Linked DNA regions of Homo sapiens: all the other regions are linked to region 2. The links are chromatin loops, found by intact Hi-C in ENCODE. Cell type or tissue: heart left ventricle. All regions are shown on one strand.

What was found. Hi-C counts contacts between places; a loop is a spot of excess contacts. Peaks named below come from ENCODE experiments on the same cell type or tissue, not always from the same donor. Only the 100,000 strongest peaks of a DNase experiment are listed, where the experiment ranks them.
Region 1: it touches region 2 in a loop (2.8-fold over the local background); 24 of 110 quality-filtered maps call a loop at or near these places.
Region 3: it touches region 2 in a loop (2.9-fold over the local background); 18 of 110 quality-filtered maps call a loop at or near these places.
Region 4: it touches region 2 in a loop (1.9-fold over the local background); 7 of 110 quality-filtered maps call a loop at or near these places.
Region 5: it touches region 2 in a loop (2.9-fold over the local background); 38 of 110 quality-filtered maps call a loop at or near these places.
Region 6: a loop joins it to region 2, with 2.9 times the contacts of the local background. A loop is called at or near these places in 51 of 110 quality-filtered maps.

What each region holds. Positions count from the first base shown.
Region 1 is chr4:113,630,966-113,634,965 of GRCh38, forward strand. The region is part of intron 3 of CAMK2D (calcium/calmodulin dependent protein kinase II delta); the gene reads right to left. Among named protein-coding and RNA genes, the nearest start is that of CAMK2D, 130 kb to the right of the region's middle. In heart left ventricle, no CTCF peak of the experiment used is centred here; no DNase peak of the experiment used is centred here; H3K27ac peaks cover 2,850 bases.
Region 2 is chr4:113,545,602-113,549,601 of GRCh38, forward strand. It overlaps CAMK2D (calcium/calmodulin dependent protein kinase II delta), which reads right to left. Exons shown (of 21, transcript NM_001321571.2): 6 at 2,043-2,115. Among named protein-coding and RNA genes, the nearest start is that of CAMK2D, 210 kb to the right of the region's middle. RefSeq lists silencers at 2,042-2,211, 2,222-2,311. In heart left ventricle, a CTCF peak has its summit at 2,124 (motif pointing right); a DNase peak (open chromatin) is centred at 2,100; H3K27ac peaks cover 883 bases.
Region 3 is chr4:113,906,579-113,910,578 of GRCh38, forward strand. The region is part of intron 1 of ARSJ (arylsulfatase family member J); the gene reads right to left. Among named protein-coding and RNA genes, the nearest start is that of ARSJ, 71 kb to the right of the region's middle. In heart left ventricle, a CTCF peak has its summit at 2,461 (motif pointing left); no DNase peak of the experiment used is centred here.
Region 4 is chr4:113,608,814-113,612,813 of GRCh38, forward strand. CAMK2D (calcium/calmodulin dependent protein kinase II delta) reads right to left here. Exons shown (of 21, transcript NM_001321571.2): 4 at 339-393. Among named protein-coding and RNA genes, the nearest start is that of CAMK2D, 150 kb to the right of the region's middle. In heart left ventricle, no CTCF peak of the experiment used is centred here; a DNase peak (open chromatin) is centred at 1,958; H3K27ac peaks cover 2,435 bases.
Region 5 is chr4:113,682,931-113,686,930 of GRCh38, forward strand. All of the region lies in intron 2 of CAMK2D (calcium/calmodulin dependent protein kinase II delta), which reads right to left. Among named protein-coding and RNA genes, the nearest start is that of CAMK2D, 77 kb to the right of the region's middle. In heart left ventricle, a CTCF peak has its summit at 1,968; a DNase peak (open chromatin) is centred at 1,991; H3K27ac peaks cover 2,648 bases.
Region 6 is chr4:113,393,269-113,397,268 of GRCh38, forward strand. All of the region lies in intron 3 of LOC105377374 (a long non-coding RNA gene), which reads right to left. Among named protein-coding and RNA genes, the nearest start is that of MIR8082, 240 kb to the left of the region's middle. In heart left ventricle, CTCF peaks have their summits at 1,626 (motif pointing right) and 1,828; no DNase peak of the experiment used is centred here.

The DNA of each region.
Region 1 (4,000 bases), 85 kb after region 2:
TGTAACATATCATGGATCACGACATATTAAAAAAATCAAATCTCAGAATTTCAGAAGTGACAGGGACTTCAGAAAACAATTACAATCCAGCCCCTCAGTTGTACTAATGGAGTCCAGGGGCTATCTATTCATTTAAACCAGAGCCACAAATTGGTATTCTAAAGTCTGTGATGGTCTTTTACATTAGGCCATTCAAAAATCACCTCTTCTTATCTCCTATCACTAGTGCTATTTGTGAGCAGAGAATGGTTCAGCTGAGATTGTAGACTGAATATGGTGGCTCATGCTTGTAATCCTAGCACCTTTGGAGGCCAAGGCAGGAGGACCACTTGAGCCCAGGAGCTTGAGACCAGCCTGGGCAACATGGCAAAACCTCGTCTCCATTTTTTAAAAATTAAAATAAAAAATAAAGCAAAGAAAATGTAGGGAATTATTATGTTGAAGGTGGTACATTGATAATTTTAAACATCACCCAGACAGGCTGCAGTTGACATTTCCAATATTCAATGAACATTCGCCCTTTAACTGTGAGAATCTGCTAGCTAGTGATTTTGTGAGTTATTGCCCATTAGATGTAGGGCTTCTGGAACACATCGGCTCCTCTCTACACACCAACATACAAAACAGCAAGTCATACGCCTCAGAAGGATGACCCAGACCAAAACCAAAATGTTAGCTGGGTAACTATTGTCGTTGGCATCTATTTGCTTTTCATTAGGTTGGAACTGAACTAGAGCTTCAGGGAGATCAATGAGCACAGGGTGCAGTGGTAAAAATGTGGCACCATAAACCTGCTTGCAATTAGCAACAGAACCTGAAAATTAATTCAGAAAGTAGATACACGTCAACACTAAGTGAAGAAACAAGTGTTCTGGATGATGAGCATGCTTTACTACTATGATGGTGAAAATAATGTGTCCTTATAGAGTTTACATACACTTGAAAGTTTTGAAGGAAAATGTAAGAGAATAGGGACTCCAATGATGAAATTGTAGATACAAGCCTGCTTTGGTTAGTTGAAACAGTATTATGTAGAATTGGGAAAATGATAGGCATATGTATTTATGATCCTCCCTCAGGAGCTTTGGCTTAAGAAGTTACAGGCTAACAATACTTGCTATCACTTATTATACAATCAAAGCCTATATGATGTGAATAGAGAGGTTCCTGATCTAAGTGGAAACATTCTCCAAATCCAAAACAATGAAATATCAAACTTCTCATAAATTCCCTCTCATTCTATATGTGTGTGTATTATCATTATTATTATTATTATTTGATATGGAGTTTCGCTCTTGTCCAGGCTGGAGTGCAATGGCACAATCTTGGCTCACTGCAACCTCTGTCTCCTGGGTTTAAGCGATTCTCCTGCCTCAGCCTCCCAAGTAGTTGGAATCGCAGGCATGCACCACCACTCCCAGCTAATTTTGTAATTTTAGTAGAAACAGGGTTTCATTATGTTGGTCAGGCTGGTCTCGAACTCCTGACCTCAGGTGATCCACCTGCCTCAGCCTCCCAAAGTGCTTGGATTACAGGTGTGAGCCACCACGCCCGGCCTGTGTGTGTGTATTATTTGATTGTGCTATTGCACTCCAGCCTGGGTGATACCCCATAGAGAGATACTCTGCCAGGCTGGAGTGCAGTAGCTCAGTTTAAAAAAAAAAAAGAAAAAAATCAAAGGAGGCAGAGAGAGCTAATAATATTCATATGACCTGTAAGTCATTGTCCTGTCATACTATTATACATAATGTAGCATAATATAGTCAGTAAATGTTACCCTGTTAAATCTTGGTTTCAAAGTCTATAGACACTGACAGGTGCTTTCAGGGAGAAACAGAACAGAATGTGAGGAGTTTCAGATCCAATACTTAGGTCCTTGTCAGCTTGAACTGAATCTCAAAGTACTAAAAAGCATCATAAAATAATGTTCAATGCATATTTCCCTAGGACTGAGAAATAATCTATTCCTAGGCATAAAGTCAGCCTTATGGTTTTCAAAAGGTAATTTGTTTTCTTAACTATCTGCTTCAAATGAAGGAATAGTTGTTTTGTTATCCAAAGGCAAAAGCCAAGATAATCTGGACATAAAGCTATAAAGTAAATTCTACTGAAGAATATATTAGAAAATTTGCAAGTAAATCAATACGAGGAAACTAAACGTAGGCATTAAAAGGCCTATATGTTGAGTCTTCATGGGCTGTGAGATTATCTATGTATACAAATAAATTTAAGAAAACATTATCTACCTATCCATTTATCTATCTCTGCCATTTTTATGCACAATAACCAAAAGGTAATTCCCACTGCAGGTAATTTTTGGTTATTTCCACTCAAAGGCTACCTCACCATGGAGTTACCACAATTCCTTGGTTTTCTTCAAAAAGGTATTAATATTTTCAAAGGACATGATTCAGGCAGCTTAATACAGAAAACAACGTCAATGCAGGAAAGAAAACAATAGCAACAAAGAGTGCAATAGGACACCAAGTCCAATACCAGCAGTCACTGCTCCAAATAATGTAATTTGTAAATCAATTAAAAGCTGCATTCATAGAGATCAGGCACTCATTCAGTTTACCAAACATAATCAAATTACACTTCCAGGGGGAATTAATGTCACAGTATATTTAGTCATTGCTACAACTGTCATTTCCAATAGGATAAATAAAATAATCCCAGGCCTCCATAGCTGTCACTGAGATAGTACAGAAGTGACTGTTGGCTCCACAAGCAGGATACCTGGCATGCAGTACCAGCTCAGCCACTTACTGGGTAACTGTGGGCAAAGTGCTTAGCATCTCTGCCTTCTTTCCCTCAATTTGTAAAAATGTACATAATATAATGTGCTAGCTGTGTCTGCTAAACAAGACAATCCATCAGAGGGTTGAGCATCATGCCTGGCACAGGATTTACATTTGATAAATCTTTAGTAGTTGTTATAATTTGAAGAATTAGGTTCAAAAACTTACAACCACACAATAGTTGGAAAAAGCAGCATTATTGTGCATGTTTTATTAAAAATATTTCTGGAGAATGTCTTTACTTGCTTTTAAAAGACTTTTGTCACCTTTGCTTTTAAAAGACTTTTGTGCTTTTTAGCACAAGTAGATGGCATAGTCCAATCTGTAGTACAGTCCCACAAAACACTGAAAATCATTTCCCAACCTTCCAGGCTGTTGTTCACAAAAGAGCAGCCTTCCAGGTTTCCCTGTTCCTTCTCCCCTATTCTGATCCTGTACAGCTGTCTATATTTTCATTTACACGTTGTAGGGAATAGACAGTTTTGAATCATTCATAGCCCTGTCCACTGCTAGGTTCTGACATATTTATTCAGGCTTGTCTGGGAAACTGGAAAAGGTATCGACTTTATGGAGAGAGAGACCTCTTAGGCAAGAATTCTTTCAAAGCAAAGACAGAATTGGGCAATTAATACTGACCCACCAATAAAATGAAGAGCATGGTATTTTATCTATTTCTTTGGTAGGGAGAGAAAAGTAGGTAAGAAAAATCCAGAATTTAATGAGGAGAGGGAAAAAGCATTATTGAGCATAAAAGGACACAGAGTCCAATGCTGGCAGTCACAGGTCCAAGGAATGACATTTGTAAATCAATTACAAGCTGCTTTCACAGAAATAAGATACTCATTCAGTGTCTGCTTCCCTCAAAATTGCATATGACATTGAGGTAGAATTAGCACTAGAGCGTTTTTGTTTCTACATATTAATTTGACATCTATTTCTTGGGCATTGATTCTGTGCCAGGAGACTTTATAGGTATTGGAGAATCAAAAGTAAATAAACAGTCATGAAACAAAACCTCATGGAACTTACATTACTATCTATCTGTGAATGCAGCCAAGGCATTCCCCCAAGATCTGTCTAGAATACAGAGGTACCAAGGACTTGAACTTATAGGATCTTTGGAAGCCTAGAAGGCCAGACTCTCTTTACCTAAAATATGCATTACCTAGCCTTGTAATTATCTTCACAAAATAGTACAC
Region 2 (4,000 bases):
GTTCAAGAGGTTCATCAACTGCCTCTAATGCACGTGTTTTGAACTCTCTCAGTGTGTTTATGAAATGGCCTACTGAAGCAAGCACTGAGAACCAGACTCAACTGAAATCCATCCAAGTCAGCAATTTGACACAAACTAAGACAACAACTAAAAAAATTATAACAAGCTCTCTCAAAAGCTCATTTCTGTCCTTTCCCAGAATCAGAATAAGAATGGAGAGCAAAAGTACTTTCCCTGCCTTAAAGAAATCTGGTGGGGAATGCAGCAAGTTATTTCTTTTGCTAGTAAGCCTCCCTAAAAATCATCTGCTTAAGTTTTTAATTAGTGACGTTAGCTCATACGTCAGAGAATATATTTTTCTTCACAGCCCATGTCCTATTAAAGTTCCAGTCTTTGAAGTGCTCACCTGATTCCAGATGTTTAGAGAAGTCCTGTATTACGATTCCACAAAAAATATCTTTAAAGTTATGGAAGAGGATTCACATTTTTTAATACTTGGCTTTTAAAGTCCACTTATGGTTATATAACATGGAGTAAAATGTTTCAAATAATAAATTTATAGAAGTGTCTGAAAAAAAATTGCACAAATGATGTGCATGTTCATATATGTTCACTTAAAAGGAAAGTAGTGCTGTGGGTTCTGAGAGGTAACAAAAGGGGCTCTGTCTGTAAATGGCCAGTAAAGAATTTTTGAGGTGACTGTAAAATACATGAATTTTCAAAGAAACACACTGCTTTTGCTTTATACTAATGGGTACATTTGGTAAGTGTTAGCAGATATACAGTCCGATCTTGGCTCTTCAGAAGAAAATGCCCTTAACCATACCTTTGCTTTTGATATTTAAAACTCTCAGAATTAAATGAAATCAAAAGATTGCAGAAAACTAAGGCAATGTTTTGCTTATAAATCACATCTTCATGTAATTGGTTTAGAGATATAGTCTTCTAGAACATTAAGTGACTGGAAATATGGATTTATAATTTTTTTTATAACCAGAAAAGTCTGCACGTGAGAAATAAGTCTAGGTCCTCTCACTAAACACACATAGTTTTAGACATTCTAAATTATCCTTTGTCACCTTTGTCCTAATGCCTAGAAAATGCTGAGTTTGAAAGAATCAAAACTATATACAGTGCTCACATTTACTATTTTACTCATCCAGTAGTTTTTCTTTTCGATTTCTAGGCTTCACTATTTTTCTGAAATTCCACAGGTAAAACTAGAGTGCTGGGAAATGGAGACGGAAAATTAATGAAAAAGTACTCCCCTTGTGAGCTATTTCATTTCTAAATGATCTAAAAATTCTCTGTCCTCAAGGGTATCAGAAGCTGAGTGAAGTCTTAAGGGTATCAGTAGGCATTCAAATGAGAATATGTATATAGGGATATCCATATATATTTGCTACATAAATATTATTTGATGATTAAATTTGTTTTGCTTTCTTTACATCTGTAGTTTTAGAAGACACTATTATCTTGGTCTTTAGGAATATAAATAAATAAAAAACTAAGAGGCCTCAGTGTCCTCAGAATTCCTAGGACTAATGTTAAGGGAAAGAGAATGTCAGAATTCAAAATGAGGTTCTTTAGCACATAATCGTTTAGGCTAAAACTTCACCTAATAACTTTATCTCTACACACTTTATAATTTTACTAAGTATTTACATAATATTGGGTATATATCACATGAATATAAAATGTTTGATCAATGTACACAGAACAAATTTAGAGTGAAGATCATCAAACCCTACTGAAAGTCACATTAATGCTATATCCATCCTTACAAGGAAAGAAATATAGCATCCTATTTATTGTTAATGTTGGGAAGTTATTTCTATCTGGATAAATCAAGATTTATATGTCTCAAGTGTGTGTTAGAGATGAAATAAGAGAGACTGTGGTGAGGGAAAGTTCCTGAGTAACGTGCTGGAATAAGTCCACACAACTTTATTGCTCATATTTTTGCCTTTACAGGCATAATTGCAGCTGAACAGTCATTAGGAACTGTGTGGTGGTTTATCTTCTTCAACCGCATTACTCACCTTCAGGTCCCGATGGACCACGCCCATCTGATGGCAGTGTAGCACAGCCTCCAGGATCTGCTGAATGCAATGACTGCATGCAAACACCAGGGGGCGTGTGTTAGTTCCAAGCTTACACTCACTGTCTGTATACCCTCAGAGAGACTGGGTTAAAGTGCAGAGCTAGCAGACAACTGGGGTTGTATTGTACCACCTTCAGTCATGTAAACATATTGCTCAAGTAGAGTGACTACTACCTCAGAACAATCAGATCTTACCAGATGTGAGCCAGAATGTGGGTCCATTTGTTCTAGAAAAATCCATTTTGAAAACACTTTATGTCATTCAAGAGATCATTTCCTGGTTATAAATTCTTCCAGGAAATAAAGTGGAACACAAATATAATCTTTATAGCTGTGGTGTTCCGCCTCCACCCCGTCACATAAATTGTTTCCCTTTTCTCTCCCATTTTTCCAGTATTGTTCTAAAAGCTGTCACATTAACAGTCAGGGCACCACTAAGGTTAAATTAAGATACCTAATGAATTTTTGATAAATCATTAACTTCTTGTGCTTTAATTTAGCTGGCAATTAATATCTCTTGCCTAAGGGTTCATCAGACTCAAATGGAGCAATGCGTAACCAGTTGTTCTGCTACAGCAACCCATGGTCTCAGAACAGAAGTGGTGTTTAAAATCTACAGGCGGACATACATCACAGGCCAAGTTTATCTCCAGGCAAATGCTGGGCAATTCAAGAAAGCCTGCTCCTCAATCCCTTTTGGTAGGTAGTTTACTGCTTGGAAACTTAGCAGGTTGTATTCTTTAGTATTCTTCCCTTTTTGCTATGATGTATATTTAGCCTGTAGATGAGCAAACTGGAAGAGGCATCATGCATTATCATTTCATCATTTACTCATTTTAGAAACAAGTTGGGAAAGGCAAGGGAACCATTTTAAATACCCACCCTCTGCCCTTTCCCCAGAAAAAAAAATAAAACTGCTTTGATTCAGATTTATGGACTCCATATACTGACCTTCAGGTCCCTGTGAACTATGCCATTTAGGTGACAATGATTAACACTTTCTAGAATCTGCTGTATACAATGACTGCAAAGATACAAGGGCAGAATGGAAGGGAGAACATTTTAAAGGCACATAATCACATTGAATATGAAATAAAATGAAAGTCCCAATGAAACAAACAAACAAACAAAAATTATATTTCTTCACTTTTTTTAGCTTTACGTTGGAATCAAATAAAGCTGAATAAAGCTAATTTTGGTTCTAACAAAAATGACATCCAACATAGACTTTGTGACATGTTCAGACAAAACAATTTGAGTTGTGTTGTTTTCATTGTAAGTGTACAAATTAAATAATATGTATAAGAAGGTAAAATCTCCATATTTAGAAAGAAAAATTTATAAAGAATTCCCATAATGTTCTGGGAAAATTCTTCAGAGATATAAAATTTCCAGGTATTTCTTATACACATCTAAACTGTTTAAAATCTGAGGTCACAATTAAACAGGTGTTGAAACAAGAGGGTAAACACAGATGAAGTGGCAGGTGAAACAAGGGTCAAAAAAAATGGAGGGACACATTTACCATTTCGCCTTAGAAGCGTTGCTTTTTGTAAAGTATATAACAGGAAAACAAATGCAAGTCTCCAACAATAAAGGGAGAATTTAAAGTAAACTCATGAATAAAATAAACCCCTCTTTAGTGTAAGAATACTTTGGGGAAGAGCTAGGGAGCTTTCAAAGAATAAATAAATACAAATTTACAATCCCCTGGAGCATTGGTAATTATTAAACCCACTTCCATACACTTCAGTGAAGAAAAACTTTTGCTTCATACTATATCAAAATGCACATTTTATGCTATTCTTATTAAGGGTTCACTGATATCAAATGGGACTGCTAATTAGAGAGGAGAAATCCTTGTTTGGCACCTATAAGGTCCTGTGAACTGTCATC
Region 3 (4,000 bases), 360 kb after region 2:
AGTTCCAGCCTCTATGGTGGAATAGGAGGAAGTTTCAGGTAATTTGGGGTGTGGGTTAAGGGTGTAGGTTTTGGAATCAAACAGACCTGGGTTTGAATTTGCTCCACTGCTTATTACCTGTATGGTTTTGGGAAGTACTTAATCCCTCTGATCCTCAGTTTCCTCATCTGTAAAATAGGGATAATAATACATATTGGGTTGCTGCAAGCATTGGAAGGGAGCAGAGTCTAGTAAGGAAGGTATATTTATTCAGCGATAGCTTTAACAATTATCCCAGAATGCTGAATCGGTGTCACTAACATTTGCATAACGCTTTTTAATTTATAGATTTTTTATATGCATTATTGCATTTAAGTTTCACTGCAACAGTGAGAAGTCAGATTTTTTAAGTTCATTTTATAGATGAGAAAATAGAGATGTAGAGAAGTTGTGGTTTTCTCCCCAGCACCCTCAACCTGCCCCACCAGGCTGTGAAACTGATTCTTGATCAACAGTGGCAAAGTCCGATGCACTCTCTGTTCTTTTTAAGAGTTAATATCAGTACTTTTTGAAAAATCAAGGAGCAGAGGAAAGATGCCAGAAGTCTTGAGAAGCAAATCTGTTCTAACTTTCCAATTAAAGAAAGGAAGGATTTGTAAACCGGATAGTGAGACTTATGTTGATCCCAGAAAAATTTGAGAATGATTTTTTTAAAGTATGTGATTTGTAAGCATTTCAAAAATAACAAATGGGACAAAGTCAAAAAAGAAAAGTCCTGCCAAGTTAGCTTCATTGTCTTTTTTTAAAAAGGATCAGCATTAGGTAAATAGCTTAGGAATGATTTAGCATTTGAAAGGGCTGCCTATTATTCTTTTTCAATAAAATAATGAAAAATCAACTGTATGTTAGCACTTTAGTTGGGGGTAAGAATGATAATCTTACACTTTAATGAAAGTGAATATAATATGAAAATTTTTTTTACTGATATGCTCTTCTCTGGCCTCCACAAGTCTGTGGGGCAGGTAGGAGTGTTTCATTTAGTTGAAAAAAAGTAAAGAAAAGAAAGAAAAACAACTCAGAAAATAAGTCCTCACAGCACTATTCAAAACAGCAAGACCTGGAATCAACCTGAATCCCCATAAATAGGAGATTGGATAAAGAAAATGTGGTACGTATAACCCACAGAATACTATACAGCCATAAAAAAGAACAAAATCATGTCCTTTGCAGTAATATGGATGCAGCTGGAGGCCATTATCCTAAGTGAATTAACACAGAAACAGAAAACCAAATACCACATGTTCTCACTTATAAGTGAGTGCTAAACTTTGATTGCACATGAACACAAAGAAGGGAACAAAAGACACCAGGACCCACTTCAGGATGGAGGGTGGGAGAAGGGTGAGGCTTGAAAAACTACCCATCGGGTAGTATGCTCACTACCTGGGTGACGATATATCTGTACACCAAACCTCCGTGACATGCAATTTATCCATGTAACAAAACTGCACGTAAACCCCTAGATCCTAAAATAAAAACTGGAAGGAATTAAAAGAAAGAGACTAAGGAGACATGACAATTAAATGCAATATGTGGTTTTGAATTGGAATAGTTTCAATAAAGAACGTATTTAGAGAACTGGCAAAACTTAAATGGGATCTCAGGATTAAAATGGAATAACAATGCTTCCTGATTTTGATGGTTTTGTGGCTAACACAGGAGAATACTCTTGTTGGTAGGAAATACTAAAGTATTGAGGGTGATGGGACATCACGTTGGCTCTTAACTCTTAATTCAGGAAAAATGCTATTTGTGCTGCACTTGCAATTTTTCTATAAGATTGTCTCAAAATTTAAAACAAGATGTAAGAAAATCTAACTGGGATAAATAAAAGATATTTTATTTAAAAATCCATTTTTTACACGTCAGCTATATAAGACTACATAAATGGATCTGAGAAGTTGAATATATCAGACTACAAATTTAATAAAAAGCAAGAGACAAATGAGAGCTATAGTTGTAATTAATCTATATAAAGGCAGTGTGCAAATTCTGACGAGTAATAATCCCATTATGTTAATTAGAACACATCTGAAAAATAGTATTCAATATTTAAGCATGTTCCCCTAATATATGCACGTTTACTTATTTATAAATTACACTCATGCATACTGTATTAATTTAGGAACATTATAAAACTTACACAGAATAGAAATTAAAGGGGATGAGATAAAAATAAATGTAAGTAGAATTTCTTTTATTTCTTTTTGCATCCCAATGAATCATCTTGCATTACCCTTTGGTGTATGTATTCCAATTTGGAGACCACTGGTATAGAAAGTGGATTTTAGAAAGATGAGAATTGAAACACAGATTGTTTAGAAAAGAATTTTTCTAAACAATCTCTTCTAATTGTTTAGAAGAGATTGTTTAGAGATTGTTTAGATTTGTCTAGGTCAAAGATGATGGTGGCTTGGACTACCATCTAGTGGCAGTAAAAATGGAAAGAGGTAGATGGATGAAATGTATATTTAGATTTAGAACTGATAGGACTAAATCAGTGAGAGAAGTACAGAAGGAGTGGAAAAAAAAAGAATTAGGAATGATTTCTAGATTTGTTGCTTTTATAACCTGGAGAGTGGTGGATAGTTCAACTCCTCTCTGTTTTATTTCAAAGCATAGAATTAGGACTAATGGTCAATATTATAAAGAGGCTGATTTCAACCCATTGTGGAAAATAACATTCTAAAAAAGAAAATAAACAAACAAAAAAATAGTAAACAGGCTAGATAAGCATTTGCCAAGGATTTTGTAAAAGGGATTCCTGAATTGGAAACGAAGTGCTAGATGACCTCTAATATGGTTTGGCTGTGCCCCCACCCAAATCTCATCTGAACTGTAGTTCCCATAATCCCCACATGTCGTGAGAGGGACCTGGTGAGAGGTAATTGAATCATGGGGGCAGTTTTCCTCATGCTATTCTCGTGATAGTAAGTTCTCATGAGATCCCATGATTTCATAAGGTGCTTCCCCTTTCGGTTGGCTCTCATTTCTCTCTCCTACCGCCATGTGAAGAAGGATGTGTTTGCTTTCCCTTCTGCCATGTTTGTTAAGTTTCCTCAGGCCTCCCCAGCCTTGTGAAACTGTGAGTCAATTAAACCTCTTTTCTTTATAAAGTACCCAGCCTCAGGTATATCCTTAGAGCAGCATGAGAACAGAGTACTACACCTCTAAGCTTCTTCCTAACTATAAGAATCCATGAGTCAAAGACTACTGCTCAATGTGTCAGTAAAGCGTCTCCATTTAACATCAGAACAGCTTCACAGTACCAAGTTTATAATATCATTTACAGATATTTCATAGGGAAGATTCCACAAACATCGATTATATATTTAACATTTATTTGTATAATATGAAATTAGTTTAAAAATAGATTTTTCATATAATATATTCCAAATGCTTGTATTACCTTGGCTAAAAAATAAAATAATTTTGAAATTTAGTAAGTTTTTTTGTCACAGTCTGGCTACCATGTGAAGAAAATTCCACATGAATAATAGTAAACCTAGAGTTGTTGCCAAATCTGTTAAAAGCAATCACCATCATTCTCACTTTACTGCCAACTTAAAAGAAAAATGCTAAGTAGACCTTTCAGCTTGGCATTAGAATATGTGAAGGTATATAATTTTTTGTATTAATTTGTATTACTGGGTGCTGGATACTATAGTCTATGAATTCTTCTTTGTCTGAAAATATTGTCTAAGATGTTATTGTTTTAACCTAATTACATATTTAATGTACTCTTGTAAGTGGGATAAAATATGAATACTAATACTTTTATGCAGACTTTAAAGTCCAGAATGGTTAGCGAGTAAAAAATAGGCCAATAGTGGAGTAGAAATTCATATTTTGAAGGGAAGGAAATAAATGCAAGAGACTGTAGTTTACAAATCAAATATCACTTGGATATTTATGTAGGAAGAATATAACTAATTTTCCATATTCTGAAAGGTGTTTGCTT
Region 4 (4,000 bases), 63 kb after region 2:
CATACTCTTAAAAATTAAATGGAAAATTTTGCTTATGTCAAACATTTTTGTGCTACAAGGTAGAATTGAGAACCACTCATGACATCACAACGGACAATGCAAAGAGAAATAACTATTTCACTTAGGTTAAGGTTAATTCAAATTAAGGTTAAATTAAATTGTAAATAAAACAATGCTGAGTAGTATCCTCTTTTCAAAAGAATTAGAGTTGAATGTTACTTGAACATTAAAAAATATTGTAGCAGTCAGTAATTTGGACTGTACAGTGAGAAAAATCATTAATTCAAAACGGTCCTCAATTAGATTGCAAAAATAATGAATACAGAGTATATACTTACAAATCAAACACCAAGTAGTGAAAGCCCTCTTCTGATATGCTATCATGAAGTCGCACTAGAAAAAAATAAGAGAAGAAAAATTGTGTTATACCTATTCCAACGATCAACGTTAAACCCCACTTCACATGGACATATGTCTCCTAGCTAGAAATGTTGGCATTACATTTTATTTTAGCCTTTGATACGTCCGTATCTTTTACAACATAGCTTGAGTTCAGATAGAACTAAGGTTTGGGTACTGGTTCTGAAAACTGGTAACTATGTGATCTTAAAAAAAAACTGCTTAACTTGTAATGATATTAGTACCTATGCTTTATAAAATGGTTGAGATTAAATGAGATAAAAATCCACAAATTTTGAGGTGAATACTAAACAAATGTTAAGGATCATTATAATATATATCCATATACTCAAAGTTACCAGGTTCTGGCAATTCTTTCACTTCCTTGCCACTCTCTTTGCTATCACCTTAGTCCAAGTCTTCACCAACTCATGCTTGGTCACTACAACAGACAGTAAGAGGAATGATTCCAAGTCTAGGAAATGGTTTCCCTGTGTTCTCCCTTTTGTCCAAGAAGTTCTAGGTGGCACTCCCTGGCCAACCTGGCAAAACACAGTTTTTGTTATGTTACTTATTTACTCAGGTCACCCAAATCCATTTACCAAGTCATTAGCCCAAAATGTACAGCTTGAACTTTTGCTAAAATAATTTACTAGTTTCTCAAATTAATGCCACTTTAAAATTTTCAATGAGCCAGACTTTAACTGATAACTCTAAACTAAATCACACATGTAGAACTACAAACCGCTGTATCTGCTATTTACTTGTTCATAAGCCCCACACCTTGTCCCAGTTATCCTTCATAGAGAGTGAATTCTTTTTTTTTTTGCTTATTTATTTTTATTTTTTACTTTTATTTTAGCTTCAGGTGTACATGTGCAGGTCTGCCACATAAGTAAACTCATGTCACGGGGGTTGATGTACAGATTATTTTGTCCCCCAGGTACCAAGCCTAGTACCCAATAGTTATTCTTTCTGCTCCTCTCCCTTTTCCCACCTTCCAACCTCTGGTAGCCCCAGTGAATTCTTCCTGTGTATCCAAATCACTTGAAGTGGTGGCTTGATCTTCACTGGGAGCAAAAGAAGGCAGGGAAAGCAACAAAGTTTTAGGACACAACTGCTTTTACAAAAGTCACCACAAAATAATAATGATTTTCTACTACAACCTGTTATGTTTCCCATGCACTGATGACCACCACATGGAAAATGTGAATTTATAAGAACATTCAGGTTATCACACAAACTAAAATTATTTATACAAGGAGACTGTAGTACTCATTCAATGCCCAGGCTCATAGACTTAACATAATCTCTGTGCTTTATCATCTAATTCCATCCCCTTTGGATCTCATTCCTGGCCTCCTATTAAAATATTTTCTGAATCCCTCTCTAGATAGATTATAGTTTGTAAAATATGAATTTTCTATTGTTATTAACATGAGGAGGAGGCCTATACTGTAGGTGACTGGGAATGCAGCCAACAGTTCAGTCTCAGACCCTCTACTTAGCTCTTGAGTGCATGAAATGTAAGCACACTGCAGTCCCCGCTGCCCTGCCACGCTTATCTTACTTGTCACAGTGCCACCCTTGAGGTCATTCATGCAGCATATTTTATCTTTATTTACTACCTTTAATACCTTTCCCTTCTTCAGTATATAGTCTCGTCACCAATACTGCCCAACAGGAACCATATTTTATAAGTCTTGCATCCCACACAGAGATCTGGCACATAGTAGATGGTCTTTCATCAAATTGTTTTTGAGCATTTACTATAGAAGGTTTTGGGATGGAAATTTTCACCAAAGATAGCTATATATATGTTATATATACACATAACACACACACACACACACACACACACACACAATGTATATAAATAAAATAAGAAGATGGCTACATAAGCAATTCTTCCATCACTTTAATGGTGTGAAAGGTATTCTTCACGTTGCCAATATCAGAGATGCCTGCTAGCCTTGCTTAAACTTATGCTGCTGAAGAATATAAAGAGTTTGGTTTGATGGTGCATCTTCTAATGATCATTTAGTACAATAAAGAAAGCTGGGCCATGGATGATAGCTCACTGGCTTCTTGAATGACACAGTTTCAGAGATATCTCACTTAGCAGCTATAATACAGTATGTATTCAAATGAACTTAAATAATGGCATGGCTTCTTAAAGAACTCATAACAATTATTCTGGAAAATAAGATGGGTTCCCATGTTATCAAAGTTAAACTGAAAAGTAAAGTCTACAATCTGACCAGGAGGAAATCACCATTACTTTCTTCCACTGTCTGAAGGTAAAAGCCTTAGGTGCAGGTGGGATCTCAGGTGTCCAGATCGAAGAGGTATACAGCTGAACAGAGGAGAATATTTCAGGTACAACTGGAGAAGTAGCAATAATTTCTGTCTATCCTGGGAATAACATTTTCTTAAAATTATTTCCATTCACTTATTAATACTAATTAATACTAAATATCATCATTCAGAAATCAATTATTTTTTGAACAAGTCAGGAGTTACTGTTCAGATGGAAACATGATAATCAAACACATGATACAAAAGCACTTAACCAGCTAACATGTGATAAGGGTTTGAGACAAATCATTCAGCCAAGTTTACTTCTTTTGCATCACACAATTCCAAAATAATCTCTAATATGTCTAACCAGCCATTTGACCATGCGAGATTATGAATAAATGTGTTATTCATATCACATATTCAGCATCATATTTACTTGGGATTAATATATACATATTTCCTTCCTTCCTTTATTCCTTCCTTCCTATGTCCCACCCTACTTCCTTCCACTCTCTTATTTTAAATAATGAACTGAAAAAACAGAATTATAAGAAATTGTCATGATTTTTACTTACTATATTAACAAAAGTAGATACTATAGTCTTCACAGAGACATTCCACATGTTCACAATTACTGTGAGGATGGGTTTGTTTCCTTTAAAAATGTTTAACTCTTCAACTATTATTCTCAGAGTTGATGGTATGTCTAAACGGTCTGGAAGATAGTGTTTTAGTTGTAGACATCATCTATTTCTCTTCAAGCCTTTTCTGTTGGTCAAAAGTATCCTTCATTTCCTATTCTTTTTTTCCTTTTTAACAGTTTCTCAAGGATTGAAAATCATGTTTACTTTTACAAAATGTTACATTAATTATTCCCTATAAATAACTGTCAATTCATTTTCACACCAAAGGAATAACACAACATTCTGTTCATCACAGCTGTTAGCTCAAGACTGACGGCATGGCTGGCCTTGACAGCACTGCAGATGCTGCATTTTGAAGCATACTGCACCTCGTTCTTTCTATGACTGCTCTGTTATTGCCATAAGCTGCACATATGAGTGGACGCAATTAGCCTAATTACAGTTGTCCCTATGACGTTTTTAGAGAGAAATTTTAAAAAAGAGAATGAGAAAAACATTTGAGAAAACAGGTTATAATACATTTTGGCAGTCATTCTTTTTGAAGTTTGCTCAAAGGTAAAATTACGTGTATGAATAAATGAATTTTCACAACCTGAAACAGCACAACAGTTCTCATCAAATTTTAAATTCTGGAACTTTAAGTATGGAATTTATAA
Region 5 (4,000 bases), 140 kb after region 2:
TAAAAGACTCATAGTTTCATCATGTTCAATCATCTGCTAGCTACCCTAAATACATTTGAGTCACATGATCTATAATGCAGAAAACAAATAAAAAGGTATTTGGAAATTAGTCAATGCTCATCCAACATCTGAAAACTGCCTTTCTAAATTAAAGTGAAGAGTGAATAAAAATCTAAGGAGCAAAATATTTTAAACACAACTAATATGTGTTATCTTACCCTATTCATGACATTTAATTGGTGATCTCAACTCCAGGTAATAGGCTGTGTGCACTTATTTTTCCCCACCCACCTCCTATCATACACAGACAAAAGAAACTATCTCAAGTGGGTGTAATGGTTCAGTTTCAAGCATTTCAAAATCCTCCACCACCTGCACAGGAAACTGTGACTGAAAACCAGACAGGGCACCGCAGAGCAGCACTGATGATACAGGAACATGGCTGAGAGGTGAATCTGGTTACTAGACAGTTGAATGAAATCAGCAGAGGGGAGATGGTACTCCCAATGAAGAGCACATGACACTTAAGGGCAAATAAACACCACCATACAATGAAAGAAGCACCAAAACCGGAGTTACTTATTAAGTGCTACGGAAACACAGATGAGAGAAAATACAATTTTACAACAATGCATAAAAGAGTTGTGAAGGCTGATATGGGCTTTGAAGAATAAATAGGCGTTTTCTGGGTAGAAAAAGATGAAGTAAATTTCAGATAAAAGGAATAGCATGATTAACATCACAGAGTCAGAAAACTATCTGGAAGGTTTGGAGAACAGCAATAGTTTGATATACTTGTCTGTGGATAACAACCTCAAATGTGAGCAGGGAAAAACATAAAAAGCTAACAAATTAATCCTGTGCTAATATGTTAAGATTTTCTGCTGCAGGAAATATCGGTTTTGATCAGAGGCACGAGGAACCAGATTCTGTGTGCAACACAATATAGTAGTTAAGAGTATAGATTTTAGAGTTAGACTGCCTGGGTTCAGACTGACTTTACCACTTAGGATTGTTTCTGACCTAGAGTGAGCTTTTTGACCTCTCTGTACCTCAGTTTCTTCTTTTGTAAAATGAGGATGTTAACAGCACCTACCTCATGGAATTGTTGAGAGATTTATATATAAAAAGTTAGAACAGTGCCTGGCATATAGGAAGCAAGACAAAACTGCTGGCTATGAATGCTGTTTTTGAAAATCAGGGTTGATGACACTGTGGAGTACACAATGGAACCAGAGAATGAAAGTCTACAGGCAGGGACTTCAGTTAGAAAGCTAATGAAAATTGTATCTGTAAAAATTAAATGCATCTGTGAGTACATTTCTTTGTAGAGATAACCACATTGGATAGCCATGTATCATATAAATTAACACGTCATACAAAATATATTTACATAAAAAGTCAGACACATGTATGTATGCATGTGTATGTATCTCCAAATCTCTTAGGCAAACTCATATACATGCCAGAATATAAGACATAAAAACAAATATACTCCCTACAGACAACCTTGTATGTACTGTATGTATAATTATAATTTCAAATTTAGTAAGTTGGAAGGTAAATGACTGAAAAGAATGATTGCTTTTTTCTTCTTTGTGTAACAGAGGACTTGCTCAGAACAAGGGAAGAAGATGACTATGCAGCTGCTCGGTAACAGCGTCTAGTCACACTCTGAGATACTGAGGTCAGCAAGAACAGAGGATGCACACTATGTCCCATCTTGCCTTTCTGCCCAGAAAGTCTCAGTTACTGGAAAAGCTTCAGAAATATTTACCAAAAAATCCATTTGAAATCCTGAAATTCTACTTCTCAGAAAAACAGTATTACTCTTGTCTAGAAATAACATTCAGGCCTCAAAGTGCTATACTGTCATTACTTCTAAAAATAAACTGAGCAAATCCAAGTCTTGAGGTCAGTTTCAAATAATGTGCTGCAGCAATGACACAAGCAACAGCTCCACTCTGTCCCACTGGAGGCAGTGCATTCCCTGAGGGCTTGAGAGCACAGGCCTGCTGCTCCTCATCTCTCCCTGGAAAGAGCTGGCAGCAGATGACCAGACAGGCCTCTAAGGCAGAAGGTACTGAGCAAAGTCCTTCTCTCTTTGTTGATTCTCTTTAGTAAGGCACCTGGAGAGAGTAAACCAATGATAGGAGGGAGTCGCCAATCCAGCAGCCTCTCCAGATGGCAGCTCAATTTTTCTCCTAGCATCCTCTAAATGATTTTCTAAGACCACCATCATGTGTAAGAATGCTTGATACCACCTTATATCATTTGAACAGATACAAATGACTTACATTTCAGACTTCTTTTTTTTTTTTTTTTTTAGACAAGGTCTTACTCTGTCACCCAGGCTGGAGTGGAGTGGCGCGATCTCTGCTCACTGCAGCCTCTGCCTCCCAGGGCTCAAGCAATCCTCCCACCTCAGCCTCCCAAGTAGCTGGAACTATAGGCGTGCGCCACAACACTTGGTAATTTTCATATTTTTTGGTAGAGATGGGGTTTCACCATGTTGCCCAGGATGGTCTTGAACTCCTGGCTTCAAGTGATCCTCCCAACTCAGCCTCCCAAAGTGTTGGGATTACAGGCATGAGCCACTGCACCTGGCCACATTTCAGACTTTAAATAGGAAACACATGAGCCCGTGAAAGGTAATAAATTAGGTGTATAAATTATGAAAAATTAGAGAAAAACAAAATTAGGTAATATTACAAGAAGTGACAAGTAGAGACATTTTAATTTTATGTCAATGTAATTAATTGATGCTATAATATAACCAATGCTATTTTTGAGAGATAGGGCTGATAATATTGTGGAGTATGGAACCAGAGAATGAAAGTCTACAAGCAAGGGCCAGGCACGGTGGCTCATGCCTGTAATCCTGGCACTTTGGGAGGCTGAGGTAGGTGGATCACTTGAGGTCAGGAGTTCAAGACCAGCTTGACCAACATGGTGAAACCCCCGTCTCTACTAAAAATACAAAATTATCTGGATGTGGTGGCGCATGCCTGTAATCCCAGCTACTCGGGAGGCTGAGGCATGAAAATTGCTTGAACCTGGGAGGCGGAGATTGCAGTGAGCCGTGATCATGCCTTGCACTCCAGCCTGGGCAACAGAAAGAGATTCTGTCTCAAAAAAAAAAAAAAGTGATAAACTAAATAAACGAATAATGAATAAATGCCAAGTCACTAAAATGTACTTGATTCTAAGCAAGATATCTGCTATTAAAACTTAATTTTTATCTTGAAAGAAATGGGAAGAAATTATCAAAATATTTTCAGATAATAAACTCCAAATAACTGATATTTATCTACATAGAAAGTTGTCCTTTACTATCTTTGTAGTAGTGTCTTCTACTATGGTTGTAGTAGTGTCAGTGCCTGTACTTTTTCTCAATTCTCTGTAAAAATACCTAAATATTGTTTACATATCTGAAAAGGTACAGGGACATACCTATATTCCCAAGTTTTCCCTTACAAAAGTAATTAACTTTTTATTTCTCTGCTTTGCTAGCAACAAAACTCTCAAAATCTTAAGTAAGGTACCCTTCTAATTGCCATAATAATTCAAACATTTCTTTAGGACCTCTAATTGTAAGAGATGATTTTTATTACACCTTTGATGCATTAATTTTTAAATTTAAGAAGGAAGCACACAGCTTACTTTTGGAATAAATTTCCTCCTGGAGTAATCAAGAATTTTGGAAATTAATTCTGTAAAAATTGTGAGCCACAACCCAAGCATCTGGAGTCCTACAATGCTCTCAATATATTTTTAACATGATCATTGAGAAAAAAGCCATCAGCCCTTATTTCTCAACGAGAGCCATTCTCATCCATAGTGATTAGTGTGAGATTTTACGCCAAGCTTTCATGAGTTTTAAGACAAACTTATTAAGCACCTTTCTTATTTACAATACAGGTATGTGTATACACACACACACACACACACACACACACATACACTTCAAGTTGCTCAATTTTAAAATAAAGATATCTTT
Region 6 (4,000 bases), 150 kb before region 2:
GGTTTATTACCTTTGGTTAGGAAGATCTTTGTAGGCAAGAAAAAAATCATGGTGGAAAAAAATAATACATTTGACCATATAAATATTTTAACTTTCCATGCAGAAAGAATATTATAAGCTAAATTAAAAGATAAATGGAAAAGCATAAATTTACTGTCCAAAAAAGTCTCATATGCCAACAATTTAACAGAAAAAAAAGCAAAAAATATGAACAAGCTGTTCACATAGGCACACAAAAACATTCAAATGACTTGTTTACCTGGGAAAATATCCTGGTCTCATCGATAATGAAAGAAATCATAAATCAAAACATTAAGATGCAACTTTTTAACCCATCAATTTCGAAATAATTACAACTTTTATAAGACCAAGTGGTCGCCCAAGAGTGGGAAAACGGGGCACTCATAGGCCAGTGGGAATGAAAAATAATGCACGAAGACAACACCTTTCAGAATTAAACATTTAGAAACTCCTTTGATTCAACAATTCTACTATAAGGAATTTATTGATCATCTCCATGCAAAAGGAAGATATTGTACCTTTTAAAAAATCATAGTAAAAATATTCAAATTTTATATCTATAACAGGATGCATAATGGAACATGTATAGCTGTTATCTTCAAGATATGTCTTGGCCCGAGCGTGGTGACTCACGCCTGTAATTGCAGCACTTTGGGAGGCCGAGGAGGGCAGATCACTTGAGCTTAGGAGTTCAAGACCAGCCTTGCCAACATGGTGGAACCCTGTCTCTACTAAAAATATAAAAATTAGCTGGGCGTGATGGTGCATGCCTGTAATCCCAGCTACTTGGGAGGCTGAGGCTTGCAGTGAACTGAGATCGTACCACTGCACTCCAGCCTGGGCAACAGAGAGTCTAAAAAAAAAAAAAAAAAAAAAAAAAAGATATATCTTATATGAGTAAGTAAGGTCCAGAGGAGGCGGCAGAGCACGTACTCACATTTGTGTAAAATGTAATTTATGTGTAAACATGTGGATTTATTCATAGTTGTTCTCCAGGTCTCTATAAAAAGGGAGACTCATCAAGTACTATGTAGTTTCTTTCTTGCCCCTTCCTTCCTCCCTCCCTCCCTCCCTCTCCTCCTTCCTTCCTTCCTTCCTTCTTTCCTTCCTTCCTTCTTTCCTTCCTTCCTTCCTTTCTTCCCTCCTTCCTTCCTTCCCCCCTTTCCTTTCTTCCTCTTTCCCTCCTTCCTTCATTTCTTCTTTGTTTGTCTTTCTTCTTTATCTTCTCTTTAATCATATGCTATTTAAAGGAAGGGTAGATGATCTAGTTATAAATAATCAAATACAACAGAAATAGATACTGGCAGTGAAATGTTGTTAATATATAAACAACACTTTGGTTTTAAATAATTGGAGAGGTGAGTTAAACATAGGAAAGCTGTAAATACTCAAAAAGAGCAATACCTTACATGATTTGTATGAAAAAAATGCAGTTACTTGTAAATATAAATAATAAAAACATCCAGTAGTTTTGACTTACACTGCATTATAGAGACAACACATGCAGACTTTGTAACCTGCCTGGTGAGCCTTCTGCAAATAAACGGCTCTTGTGGTACTGTGTCATTTCTTACCGTATAGAAGATAATTTCCCAAACTAGCCACTAGAGGGCAGCAGACAATCAGTCATTTGCCTTAGGAGTGGCTTCCACACTAGACTGGAACTTTCCGAGCTCCTTAGCTTTGTAACTGGAAACATTGCTGAACTTTTCTAGATCACAGTTTCACCTGTAAAATGTGGAGAGACTTGTGGACTGGCTGACTCTAAAACCTTTGCCAGCTCTAACAGGCCTCGATTTTAACACATAGTTGTATTCTCATAGTGCCCATTAAGTTAAACTGTATTAAAGTTCAACCATCAAACAAACAAAAACTAAGTTCAAATGTGTTTAGATATTATTCCTTCTTTCAAACATCGCTAACGGTTCTTGAGAGCCTCTTATGAGCCAAATATTGCTCTAAGCACTTTGCTGGCATTGTCATTTACAAAACACTCCTGTTGAGGTAAGTGCGGTTCTGGTGTCCACTTTGCAGATGAGGTTGGTGATGTACACAGACGTAGAGTAACTTGTCCAAGCTCTCACGGTTAGAAAGATAGGTCCAGAATGGTAGGGTCACATTTGTAACAGCTCCATTACACTAGGAACTATTAGTGCGATGAAAGGCAATAAAATGTCTAAGAAAATGGTAATAATTGCATCTGGCTGGCGATTCACAGTTTTTCCCTTACAGAAAATGACTTTCTTGTGAGCGTTTTGGGGTACAGAATCACATAATTACATCCTATACCTTGTTACTTAAGTAATATTTACTTACCGTAAAAGCAAATAATAATTTACAACCACTGTTGATCTCTGGGCTAATCTCCATCAGCCCCCTTCCCCAACATCCACCTCTCAAACCCCACCAGCGGTGAGTGTAGCCTCAGGCAGTGTGCCCTCCGCAGCTGCCTCCTGCTCCACTGCAGTTCTCACACCTGCTCCCTGAAATGTTTCTTCCCCAACCCGTGAGAAGCTCTTCCAAGAAACACCCCAAGTATGGTCTCCCCACAGGTTTTCTTGTCTCTACAAGGTCGTCTAAGGTGCTCTTTCTTGCGTCTCTCTACTTCAGCGACAATCTCACTGTAGTATATTCACTTTGTTGTTTTCCCAACCAGAATTCAGCTCTTTTATGTCAGATCCTTTCTCTGTTTTCATCTTTGTACTCTAAGGTATAGCATAGTACTTGGAATATAGTAGATAATAATTATTTACTGAAAGGGTACATGAAGGTGTGAATGCAGACTTTCCAAACCTTTGCTATGAGGACTTTTAACAAGTCTGCGTTTTACATAGATTATTTCTTTTTCTTGCCAATGACCTTAATGGTTTTGGATAACTTCAAATAATTCTCTGACTGGGTTCATTTAACTGTTTGCAATGACAATTCTTTTGTTATCTTTTAAGTCATTTTTCCCAGGTACTGTTGGATGCTGAAAACTGTATTAACCATCTTTAGGTACAGACAGGTAATTTTGAGAGCCAGAATTAGATCTTAATTGCAGAGGCGTAGGATTGTCAAAACCAATACTGTGTGGTTGAGTCCTGATATCTACTGGAGGCATTAACAACTCGTGTGAAAGTAGAGAAGTAGCTATTTATTGATTTTTCTTTTTGAGACGGGGTCTCGCTCTGTTGCCCAGGCTGGAGTGCAGTGGCATAATCACTGCAGCCTCGACATCCTGGGCTTAAGTGATCCTTCTACCTCACTCAGCCTCCTGAGTAGCTGAAACTACAGGCATGCACCACCGTTCTTGGCTTTTTTTTTTTTTTTTTTTTTTGTAGAGATGGAGTTTCAGTTGGCCTTGAACTCCTGGGCTCAAGCAATCTGTGAACTACCATCCCCGGCCTACTTATCAATTTTTGAAGAAATAATTAAAGTTAGAGTCACATAACTTTTACGCAGAAACACCTTGTATACACCAGGGAGTCACTGGATTGAAAACATTCTTGCTGATGCTAAAACTGCTTCTTTTCGCAGGTGCTCGGGATTCAGGCTAATATTATGCCTGAGGGTTAATCATTGACCCCTCTAGAGTCAGCTCTGCTGGCTTTTGTCTGGTTGCAAACCAGTCTTTGGATCTGCCTCCAACCTTTGGTGCTTTTTTTGTAAAATGTCTTACTAAAATGGATGCCCTTCTATTCACCAGGATATATGGCATCAATGCTCAAAATACTTTAACCCTCATAATTTTCTACATTTAGAAATGTCTCCTTGACCTATGTTTTTAATAGCATCTCATCCCACCTCCTCTTAATCCTTTTATCTCTCTAAAACATAAATTTCTTCCTCTTTGCCTAAAAAATATGCTTAAACTTTTTCTAGCCTAAACTGAAATAACCTTCAGTAGAATTCGGTATTTCCCTGAAGTACATTCCATTTCTCTCTCCATTCATGCCAGGATTTTCAACTAACATTCCTGGACAGTGGGGAGAGCCTG